Regions from separate parts of the Homo sapiens genome. Here region 1 is linked to region 2. Evidence: read pairs that join two places in POLR2A ChIA-PET (ENCODE). Cell type or tissue: PC-9. All regions are shown on one strand. Each heading gives the region's core, and the rest is flanking DNA. Links, peaks and the distances in the headings are about the cores only.

Region 1 (5,493 bases), core at 266-5,265, 450 kb after region 2:
GGGTCAAACTTGGAGTAACATCCAGGAAGCAACATATATGGCTTTGACTGGGTTGCCTCTTGTCACCCACTTGTAGTGGGAACCAGGGAAGAGATTAAGGACAAAACAAAGCTATTGGACAGATTTGTAGGATGTATTAATAATATGCTGCCAGTGAACAAGCCCGTTTTTGTCTCATGATTAAAATAAACAAGCCCTTTTTCTATTTTGACAGTAATTTGGGAAAATATGCACAGTATGGATACTGGTGAAAATGTACCATATGGTGTGGTGGCTCAGGCTGGGTATGGTGGCTCATGCCTGTAATCCTAGTACTTAGGGAGGCTGAGGTGGATCACTTGAGCTCAGGAGTTCGAGACCAGCCTAGGCAACATAGTGAGACTTCATCTCTTTAAAAAAAAAAAAGTACCATATGACCTGTTACTCTGTCTTCTAGCTTCCTACATTTGCAGCTGTTACATTGCTCTGTCTATTATAGACTGGAAGGAAATACTGCAGGAGAGGCTATCTTTTGGGGGTAGGATTATGAGTGTTTTTTTTTTCTTTTTTGAGATGGGAGTCTCACTCTGTTGCGCAAGCTGGAGTGCAGTGATGTAATCTCTGCTCACTGCAACCTCTGCCTTCTGGGTTGACGCCATTCTCCTGCCTCAGCCTCCTGAGTAGCTGGGACTACAGGTGCACGCCACCACACCCAGCTAATTTTTTGTATTTTTAGTAGAGATGGGGTTTTGCCATGTTGGCCAGGATGGTCTTGAACTCCTGGCGTCAAGTGATCCACTTGCCTCGGCCTCCCAAAGTGCTGGGGTCACAGGCATGAGCCACCATGCCCAGCAGGTTTTATTTTATGTGTTTCTATGTTGTGTAGATTTTCTACAATGTATGCATTATAAGAGAAGTGGTGTAGTACAGTGATTAAAAAAGCAGACTGCCTGGGTTTGAATCCTGGCTTCCTAACTTGCATACCTTCATGACCTCGGGCAAGTCCTTTATCCTCTCATCCCTCAGTTTCCTCAACCATACAAATGGGGATAATTAATGATACATATTTGTAGGGTTATGAGAATTGAATGAGTTCGTACTTTTTTTTTTTTTTTTTTTTTGAGCTGGAGTCTCCCTCTGTCCCCAGGCTGGAGTACAGTGGTGTGATCTTGGCTCACTGCAACCTCCACCTCCTGGGTTCAAGTGATTCTCCTACCTCAGCCTCCCAAGTAGCTGGAATTACAGGCGCACACCACCATGCCCGGGTAATTTTTGTATTTTTAGTAGGGATATGGTTTCACCATGTTGGCCAGGGTGGTCTTGAACTCCTGACCTCAGGTGATCTGCCCGCCTTGGCCTCCCAAAGTGCTGGGATTATAGGCGTGAACCACCTTGCCTGGCAAGTTCATACTTATTAACATTCTATTTGCTATGAACGGTGGCTGGCACATTGTAGGCACTATGGAAGTACATTACATAAATGCAGAATTACTTTTATAGTCAGAAAGTGTAGACCAGCCTGGGTAACATAGTGATACCCCATCTCTACAACAAATGAAAAATTAGCCTGGCATGGTGACCTGCACCTGTGGTCCCAGCTACTCAGGAGGCTGAGGCGGGAGGATCGCTTGAGCCCAGGAGGTTGAGACTGCAGTGAGCTGTAATCATGCCACTGCACTCCAGCCTGGGTGACAGAGGGAGAACCTGCTTAAAAAAAAAAAAAAAAATCACAGAAGGGCTCTTTGGGGGCAGCAAGTTCAGCCAGTGCTCATGAATAACCCACATCAGTGGACCCTGCCCCTCCCTTTTCCCCCACTGTGGGGCCCAGGGCAGGGACTGTCCCTGAATGCCACCCACTCACTCTTCCGGTCCTGCTTTAGCACTCAGGCTAAATCCAAACAGGCTGTAAACAAATCTGCCTCCAAGGATTATTTGAAAAACATTTCCGGCCGGGTGCGGTGGCTTACACCTGTAATCCCAGCACTTTGGGAGGCCGAGGCGGGTGGATCACGAGGTCAGGAGTTCAAGACCAGCCTGGCCTGGTCACAGATGTGTGACCACACCCAGCTAATTGCCCAGGCTGGTCTGGAACTCCTAGGCTCAAGTGATCCTCTTGCTTCAGCTTCCCAAAATGCTGAGATTAGAGGCATGCGCCACCACGCCTGCCCGCCCTGTGATGTTTTCCCCCATGAAGCACAGGCTGAAACCTGGGTCACTAATTTCTCCAGGAACAGGCCAGGCAGAGACCAGACACCCTGACATTCGGTTTGCTAACCTGCCTCCTTGAAAGCACAGGCCTGCTTGCCATCTGGCTCGTGGAAATACTGAAAAGAGTTTCAGGACCCTCAGGACCACCATTGCGGACCTATGGGGGCCCAGGACTCCCCCAAATAAGGAACAGCTGTTTGAGAGCAAGTATCATCCCCGGGACATTTGGATGTGTGCCTGAGGGTGTCACGCACCATCCTGCCACCAAGTGTCTTTCAGAGCGGGGAGGACTTGGCGAGGAAGCCCCTGTCCTTGCCAGCCCCGTGATGTGGGAAGACTCTGAGATGTATGCGGCTGCTGCTACCCACTTGGGTCATGCACTCACCTTTTCAGCATTTCCTGACCTGAGCGCTCCTCTGCAGAAGCCTGTGGCCACTGGTGCCAGGAGGAAGACTGTGGGGTGGGGAGGCAAGATGTGGATTTTGGGTAAAAGGTCTTTTAATAAGGGGCAAAGAATTCGAGCTCATTCCTTACTTCACAGGGGCAGCAGCCTGTGGGGAATGAGTCACTGGGCTCAGAGCTGAGCGAAGGCTCCAGGGAGAAAGGCTACCACGAGGCTGTAGCCAGGGCTTCCTCAGAGGAGCCCCCCCGCCCCCACCAACCTTCAGAGAACACTCTGCTCCCCCTGTGCCCTCCTGGCTCCAAAATGACCACCTTGAAGGAAAAACCGGGTCACTAATTTTTCCCGGAACAGGCCAGGTGGAGACGGAATTCAGGAACACCCCTGGGGCACCGCGTGGGCTGGTTCTGGAATTCGTTGCCCTTGGGATTTTTTTCTTCAGTGATTTGTATCAGTTCCTCTTCAGAGCCAATCATTAACCTCGCTGAGAACCCTTGCTTGAGAAGCCACAGGAACAAGTGGCTGGTTGAGGCTGGAAATGTGGAGGTGGCTCCATGGTGCACCCAAATCTTCCGCTTCCCCAGACAGAGGAGCTGAGTTCTCAGTCATGGCCTGGCCAGGGTCCCCTGGCAGGGTCTCGGCCTGGATTCAGCCTCTGGTCGCATGGCAGAGGCCTGGATATGGACGTAGCCCCTCTGCTGTGAGCAGTGCTACCTTCTGGGAGCTGAGTGGGTTGGTGATGGCTGGGGATGGGGGAGCAGCTTTCAGCAGCACTCAGCAGGGTGGAGGGGGTTTAAGGTTTACTCACCCGCGATAGTGTCACACCCCCTCTGGGCTGTAAAACACCAGCTGAGTGAGCAGCTCTGCTCTGGGCAGCAGCCCCACCCCTGCCTGGGCTTGGGTCCCCAGCCCAACATTTTTGGATCTGAGGTAGGCCTGGGCTCCTCCAGTTTAACCTCTCAGGCGACAATGAAGCCACTCAGACAGCCCACCCGTACCCCAATCCAGCTGGCGCCACCTCTCAGTCTGACCACCTGGCCCAAACCTTGCCCCCTCTCAGACGACAAGGCCTTTGGCACAGGCCCCAGTGCCAAGCGGCCAAGACCAGCCTGGAGAACCAAGGCCAGAGGACGCTGCTGGGATGGGGTTTGGGAGTGGGCTGTGCACCGCAGTCAGGAATCCCCCACCCACAAGGCCACGGGACTGTCCCCAGTGCCTGGGGGAACTCTAGCCGGATTAGAGCCCTCCTGTGGCTGTGGCGAGAAAGGGTCGCCTGCGTTTTGGGAGGTGGGATGGCGCAGGGCCGGGAACCGTCCTGGCGCGCCAGCCAGCGCTTAGATAAGTCCAGGTTTATTTATGGGGTGCTGTCACGGGCGGCGCGGGCTCCGGGCGCCGCTTGAGCGTGGCCGAGGCGCCGCTGCTGACCATGACCGCGGGGTAGAGCGGCTCGAGGAAGGCTGCCAGGAAGCGGTAGAAGAGGCTGGCGCCACCCGCCAGGCCGTAGAAGGACAAGCCGCCGGCGTCGCAGTCGAGCGCCACGCCCAGCGTGCGGTGGTAGGCGCCGTGCAGCACGGTCTGCGCGTTGTCGTCCCACTCCAGGCACCACGAGAAGGGGTTGCGGCCCAGCAGGTAGACCACGCTGCGGCTCGGGCGGCCGCCGAGCGGGGAGCTGCGGGGGTAGGTGACGCCCAGGCACACCCACGAGTTGGACACCTCCACCTCCCGTCCTAGTGGCGGCCCTCGGACAGGCCGCGCGAGCACAGCATCTGCGGTCACTGCTTGAAGCCCGGGAAGGGGCCGCCCCCTGTCAGGGGCTCCAGGAGGATCCCCAGGTTCAGCACCCAGCGGGTCTCCTAGAGCTGGAACAGCTCGTCGCCGGCGGTGGCGGGGTCAAAGTTCAGGTTGCAGTAACCTGGCGGGTGGAGGTGGGGAAGCAGGGTCAGCAGCCTCCAGGGCAGGACGCTGGCTTGCAAGGCATTTGCATACAAGTCAGGGGATGCTTCCACCCACGCTCCTGTCCCCAAACTCAGCCCGCTGCTCAGACACAGCCTGGAGGGTGAGTGGGTGCTGCCCCAGGTCGCCCTCCTCCCCCGCCATCAGACCCTAACATCGTCTCCCTTTGTATTTGTTCAGGCACACAAGACTGAGTGGGGGCCCAGCGAGGTGGCTCACGCCTGTAATCCCAGCACTTTGGGAGGCCAAGGCGGACGGATCACTTGAGGTCATGAATTCAAGACCAGCCTGACCAACATGGTGAAACTCCATCTCTAATAAAAATACAAAAAAATTGGCAAGACATGGTGGCAGGCACCTGTAGTCCCAGCTACTCGGGAGGCTGAGGCAGGAGAATCACTTGTACCCAGGAGGGGGAGGTTGCAGTGAGCCGAGATGGCGCCATTCCACTCCAGCCTGGGAGACAGAGCGAGAGTCTGTCTCAAAAAAAAAAAAAAAAAAAAAAGGCCAGGCGCGGTGGCTCACGCCTGTAATCCTGTAATCCCAGAACTTTGAGAGCTGGTTAAAGAAGCTGAGGCCCATGTCCAGCAGCCGCATCCAGAGCTCAGCCAGGGTCTCTGGCAGCTGGGGGAAGCTCTGCGTTTCCTCACAGTTGATGCCCATCAGGGGTTCCATGCAGGCTGAGAACTGCTTCAGTCGGAGGAACCCCTGGATGCAGGGAGGGGCCAGAGGTACCACCTGTTAGCCAGGACCTAGGCCGATGCCACAGGCCCAGAGGCCTCCAGAACCATGGGCCGGTGGAGCAGAAGCTTCCCCTTTCCAAACCTGGGCATCTCCTTTCCCTCCTCCTAGCTATTTGGACATCAGAGGTCAGGGCTTTGCCAAGGGCTTGGCCACTGTGGCCTAGTGTGCATTAGGCAAAGGGGATTTTCAGAAAATGATGGGAGGATTTT
Region 2 (5,493 bases), core at 284-5,283:
TTCACCTTATTTAATTCTTACAATTACTTATGAAGTGATCGATTCAGAGTGGCCCCAAGCTCAAACAGTCAAGAGTCCAAGTCCTTTGCCAAGCTCAGTGGCTTATGCCTGTAATCCCAGCACTTTGGGAGGTCGAGGCAGGAGAATCCACTGAACCTAGGAGTTCGAGACCAGCCTGGGCAACTTAGGGAGACCTTGTCTCAGCAAAAAACTTAAAAATTAGCCAGCCATGGTGGCATACACTTGTAGTCCCAGCTACTCAGGAGGCTGAGGTGGGAAGATCACTTGAGCCCAGGAGGTTGAGGCTGCAGTGAGCTATGATGGCACCACTGTGCTCCAGCCTGGGTGACAGAGCGAGACCTTTTCTCAAAAAAAGAAAAAAAAAAATCCAAGCCCCAATTTGCATTCCAATCTGACTGCAGAATCCTCCGCTCAGGTCAGGCCTCTCTCCCAGGACAAAGGGGCTGCCTGCTCGCAGGCTGGATGGGCCCCATTTGGGGTCAGCCTCCATTCCCCCCACCATCTATCCTATGGAATCACAACCATCCCACAACCCCAAGAGGATCCTCCCGCCATGCCTAGACTCCTCCTGAAGTTTCCTTTCTGTTGCCCCTCCTGGGCCTGTGAGGATGGGGTGGAAGGTGGGAACGCACCCCCATTCTGGGGGCCTTAGCCCCCTTTCATAATCCAACACCAGACTCTCTCTCCAGGGAAGTGACTGGCAGAAAGCCAAGTCCAAGGAAAAGCAAAACCATTCTGGGGAGAAGATGGACCACCTGCCTGGGGCTGGCGTGGGCAGGCCATCCAGCCCATCCAATCAGGCCCCTTTCTAGGGCCTCCTACCTGCCCTAAAACTGGAACAGCTGTCCCAAGAAGCTTCCAGATGTCAGCTCCAGGAGGTGGGGATTGTGCTGGCCTCATCCAGGTGCCTCATGGGAGGGACTGGAATTTTATTTAAACAGCTCCCTCACTTCCTTCAAAGCTTTGCTCAAATGTCACCTTCTGGCAGAGGCCCACTCTAACCACCTGTTAAAAGTTGTAACCTGCCCCCTACCATGCGGGTTCCCAATTGTTGCTCTAGTTCTTTTTACCCTATAGCCCGTATCACCTTTTAACACAATTTATTAGTTACTTTTACTTTCTGTCAGTCAGGCTTCTCACCTTTTAGAAACAACTTTCAACGACGGCAGACATCTTTGCTTTGTTTAAGGATCACATCCAACATCTAGAACCACACAAGAGGCATCAGAAAATACTTGAACGGGCTGGGCGCGGTGGCTCATGCCTGCAATCCCAGCACTTTGGGAGGCCGAGGCGGGCAGATCATGAGGTCAGGAGATCGAGACCATCCTGGCCAACATGATGAAACCCTGTCTCTACTAAAAATACAAAAAATTAGCTGGGCATCATGGCGGGCGCCTGTAGTCCCAGCTACTCAGGAGGCTGAGGCAGGAGAATGGTGTGAACCTGGGAGGCGGAGCTTGCAGTGAGCCGAGATCGTGCCACTGCACTCCAGCCAGGGTGACAGAGTGAGACTCCATCTCAAAAAAAAAAAAAAAAAAAAAAAGGGCCAGGTGCGGTGGCTCACGCCTGTAATCCCAGCATTTTGGGAGGCTGAGGCGGGCAGATCACGAGGTCAGGAGATCAAGACCATCCTGGCTAACACGGTGAAACCTTGTCTCTACTAAAAATACAAACAATTAGCCGGGCGTGGTGGCGGGAGCCTGTAGTCCCAGCTACTCGGGAGGCTGAGGCAGGAGAATGGCGTGAACCCGGGAGGCAGAGCTTGCAGTGAGCCGAGATCGCGCCACTGCACTCCAGCCTGGGCGACAGAGCAAGACTCCTCAAAAAAAGAAAAAAAAAGTACTTGAATGAATGAACGAACAGTTAAGACTGACTAGGGATTAACTAGAAAAGGTATCTGCCAATCACTGACCCCACGAAACACTGAGGTAGGACCCCACAGGGTTCTCAGGGAACTTCCTTACCCTGTCCTCAAGTCTCCGGCCAAGGCCAGGGCCCTGTGGACGTCATGCCTGGCATCCTGTTCGGAATACCCTTGTGGACCCTGCCTTTAACCAAAGCTCCAGGACCCCCAGAGAATTCCAGAATTATATTAAATGTTAATATTATTTACTAGAGGGCTGGGCGCAGCGGCTCATGCCTGTAATCCCAGCACTTTGGGAGGCCGAGGCAGGTGGATCACATGAGGTCAGGAGTTAGAGACCAGCCTGACCAACATGGTGGAAACCCCCCCGCTACTAAAAATACAAAAATTAGCCAGGTGTGGTGGCGCATACCTGTAATCCCAGCTACTCAGGAGGCCGAGGCAGGAGAATTGCTTGAACCCGGGAGGCAGAGGTTGCAGTGAGCCAAGATCATGCCACTGCACTGCTGCCTGGGCGACAGAGCGAGACTCAGACTCAAAACAAAAAAACAAAGAAAAAAATTAGCTGGGCGTGGTGGCGGGCGCCTGTAATCCCAGCTACTCGGGAGCCTGAGTCAGGAGAATGGTGTGAACCCAGGAGGCGGAGCTTGCAGTGGGCTGAGATCGCGCCACTGTACTCCAGCCTGGGCAACAGAGCAAGTCTCCGTCTCAAAACAAACAAAAAATTAGCTGGGCATGGTAGCAGCTACTGGGGAGCTACCTGTAATCCCAGCTACTGGGGAGGCTGAGGTGGGAGAATCACTTGAACCTGGGGAGACTGCAGTGAGCCGAAATCATGCCATTGCACTCCAACCTGGGCCACAGAGTAAGACTCCGTCTCAAAAAAAAAAAAAAAAAAAAAGTGTGTGTGTGTGTGTGTGTGTATATATACATATATATAATTTATTACAGTCATATGGTCCTGTGCCCAGATGTCCCTCTCATCAAACTCTGGGAACACTAAGTCAGGTGTCTCGAGAGAAGGCTCCAGTCTCTGCCGAATTCCTGAAGGGTAGAGTCAGGTGCCTTGCAGCCTCCTCGTCCCCACGCCCAGAGCAGCCTCTCCTAGCTCAAGAATTCGCTGTGGTTCCTGGGAAGAAGAGAGGGGTGAGTATTCAAAGCCAGTTTCCTCTGAGAGGCAGGGCTGTGGGGAAGGCCACCCCAAAGGGACCTGAGCAAAGCCATGGCCACGGGCACAGTGAGCGAGGGTCTCCTTGGAATTCCTAGGGAGCCAGGGCTGGGGAGGGCAAACAGTGCTGGTGGCCCCGCTGGGGGACGCCCGTCTCCTGCCCTGTCCCCAGTTTTCTCTCTGCAAACTGCTCCTGACAGAGGAAAACAGCGTTGCCAAGCAGACCTGGCGTGCCTCGCCCCAGGAGGAACCCTGAGAACGATATCACCTAAGACAGATAAGAGGGCCTCTCAGAGTTGAGGATTGAGGACAAATGAGTCCAGGCTGCCAGTGCTGCTCAAAGCAGCCGGCCCAGGAGAAAGAACATTGGTCTCTTGGGCCTCCATTCTGGCCCCCAACTCAGAGGTCTCAACAGCTGCTTTTGACTCATCTGGAAAGACCAGGAAGGCCGAATAGCTCCCCGGGGAAACTAAACTCCTTAGATGGCTCCTGGAGGCTCTTGCCAGAGATGCGCAGATCTCCCACAGTGCGGGCAGGGGCTCATGGGCCACCTGGTCCCAGGCAGCACTTCGTCTTCCAAAGGGAGGGTCCCGGGGCCAGGAAGTCCTGGCAGGAGAGGACATCCTCTCCCCAAGCAAGGTTGAAAGGGGGCACAATGGCATTCCTAGAAAGTCTCCTAATGCCAACAGAGCAGCACAGGCCTGTGCTCTCTGCCCTGCCACCCAGCAGGGTGAGGAGGGTGTACCCAGCAAGCACTCCTCAGCTGGGGCAGAACTCACAGCAGGTTTAATCCTGCACTCTCCGACATCCCCACCACAGGAAAGACTCCCAGGCAACCGGCTCTCACTCTTGGCCCTCCCAAGGAGCAAGGGAAGCATCAAGGGCCACTGGAATGCAAGGTCCATTTAGGAGAAGCCGCGCCCTCCACTGCTGCCCTCAATTCCTGAAAAAGGTCCTCGCTGAAAAACTTCTGACCCCTAGAGACTTTTTTTCTCTTTTTGAGTTAGAGTCTCACTCTGTCACCCAGGCTGGAGTGCAGTGGCGCCATCATAGTTCACTGCAGCCTCAAACTCTTGGGCTCAAGCGATCCTCCTACGATCCCATGTAATTGGGACAACAGGTGCACACCACGATGCCCAGCTAATTTTTTTTTTTTTTTTTGAAATGGAGTCTCGCTCTGTCGCCCAGGCTGGAGTGCAGTGGCGCGATCTCGGCTCACTGCCAGCTCTGCCTCCCGGGTTCACACCATTCTCCTGCCTCAGCCTCCCGAGCAGCTGGGACTACAGGTGCCCACCACCATGCCCAGCTAATTTTTTGTATTTTTAGTAGAGACATGTTTTCACTGTGCTAGCCAGGATGGTCTCGATCTCCTGACCTCGTGATCCGCCTGCCTCGGCCTCCCAAAGTGCTGGAATTACAGGCGTGAGACACCGCGCCTGGCTGATGCCCAGCTAATTTTTTAAAAAAATTTTTGTAGAGACGCGATCTCACTGTTGCCCAGGCTGGTCTTGAACTCCTGGGTTCAAGCAATCCTCCCTCCTCCACCTCCCAAAGCACTGGGATTACAGGCATGAGCCAAAATGCCCAGCCAGAGACTTTAAAATATCACAAATTCATGAGCCGTCAGCTGATTTCCAGAGAAGACAAATTCCCTAAACCCATCAGGCACTTCCAAAAGGCCCAAGTGCCCACCCAAAGGCCTGGGACAGACGGATGCCTCTTATGCTTCATGGAAGTTGAGTCCACCCTCACTGGGTGCCTGCTGTGTGGCAGGCCACACGTGCTAGTGACCTTTCTCATCTTCTCATCTGTGAAAACAAAGCTCAGCACGGGTCAGTGACCACACTAGGGTCACACAGCAAGGACTCGGCAAAGAACGAGTCAAAACTACACCTGAAGCCTAGAAAGACACTAAAAATCTTTTTTTAAAAATTATTATTATTATTAGTTTGAGACGGAGTCTTGCTCTGTCACCAGGCTGGAGTGCAGTGGCGCGATCTCGGCTCACTGCAACCTCCGCCTCCTGGGTTCCAGCGATTCTCCTGCCTCAGCCTCCTGAGTAGCTGGGATTACAGGCACGCACCACCACGCCCAGCTAATTTTTGTATTTTTAGTAGAGATGGGGTTTCACCATCTTGGCCAGGATGGTCTCGATCTCCTGACCTCATGATCCGTCTGCCTCGGTCTCCCAAAGTGCTGGGATTACAGGCGTGAGACACAGAGCCCGGCCTAATTTTTTTTTATTTTTTGTTTTTAAAGAGATGAAGGATAGAAGGATGAAGGATGAAGATAAAAGGACTGGCAGGGGCCGGGTGCAGTGGCTCATGCCTGTAATCCCAGCACTTTGAGAGGCTGAGGCAGGCAGATCACTTGAAGTCAGGAGTTCAAGACCAGCCTGGCCAACATGATGAAACCCTGTCTCTACAAAAAATACAAA

The links. ChIA-PET counts read pairs that join two places held together with the same protein. Peaks named below come from ENCODE experiments on the same cell type or tissue, not always from the same donor. Only the 100,000 strongest peaks of a DNase experiment are listed, where the experiment ranks them.
Region 1: POLR2A ChIA-PET joins it to region 2 with 8 read pairs; 4 of 35 experiments call an interaction of 5 or more read pairs at or near these places.

Annotation. Positions count from the first base shown.
Region 1 is chr17:75,076,200-75,081,692 of GRCh38, reverse strand. It overlaps the pseudogene TRIM80P. Among named protein-coding and RNA genes, the nearest start is that of SLC16A5, 9.0 kb to the left of the region's middle. RefSeq lists enhancers at 2,061-3,260, 3,118-3,347. In PC-9, for the core only: no CTCF peak of the experiment used is centred there; DNase peaks (open chromatin) are centred at 1,882 and 2,692; H3K4me3 peaks cover 1,341 bases; H3K27ac peaks cover 3,279 bases.
Region 2 is chr17:75,529,374-75,534,866 of GRCh38, reverse strand. All of the region lies in intron 1 of LLGL2 (LLGL scribble cell polarity complex component 2), which reads right to left. Among named protein-coding and RNA genes, the nearest start is that of LLGL2, 6.4 kb to the right of the region's middle. In PC-9, for the core only: no CTCF peak of the experiment used is centred there; a DNase peak (open chromatin) is centred at 2,936; H3K27ac peaks cover 2,684 bases.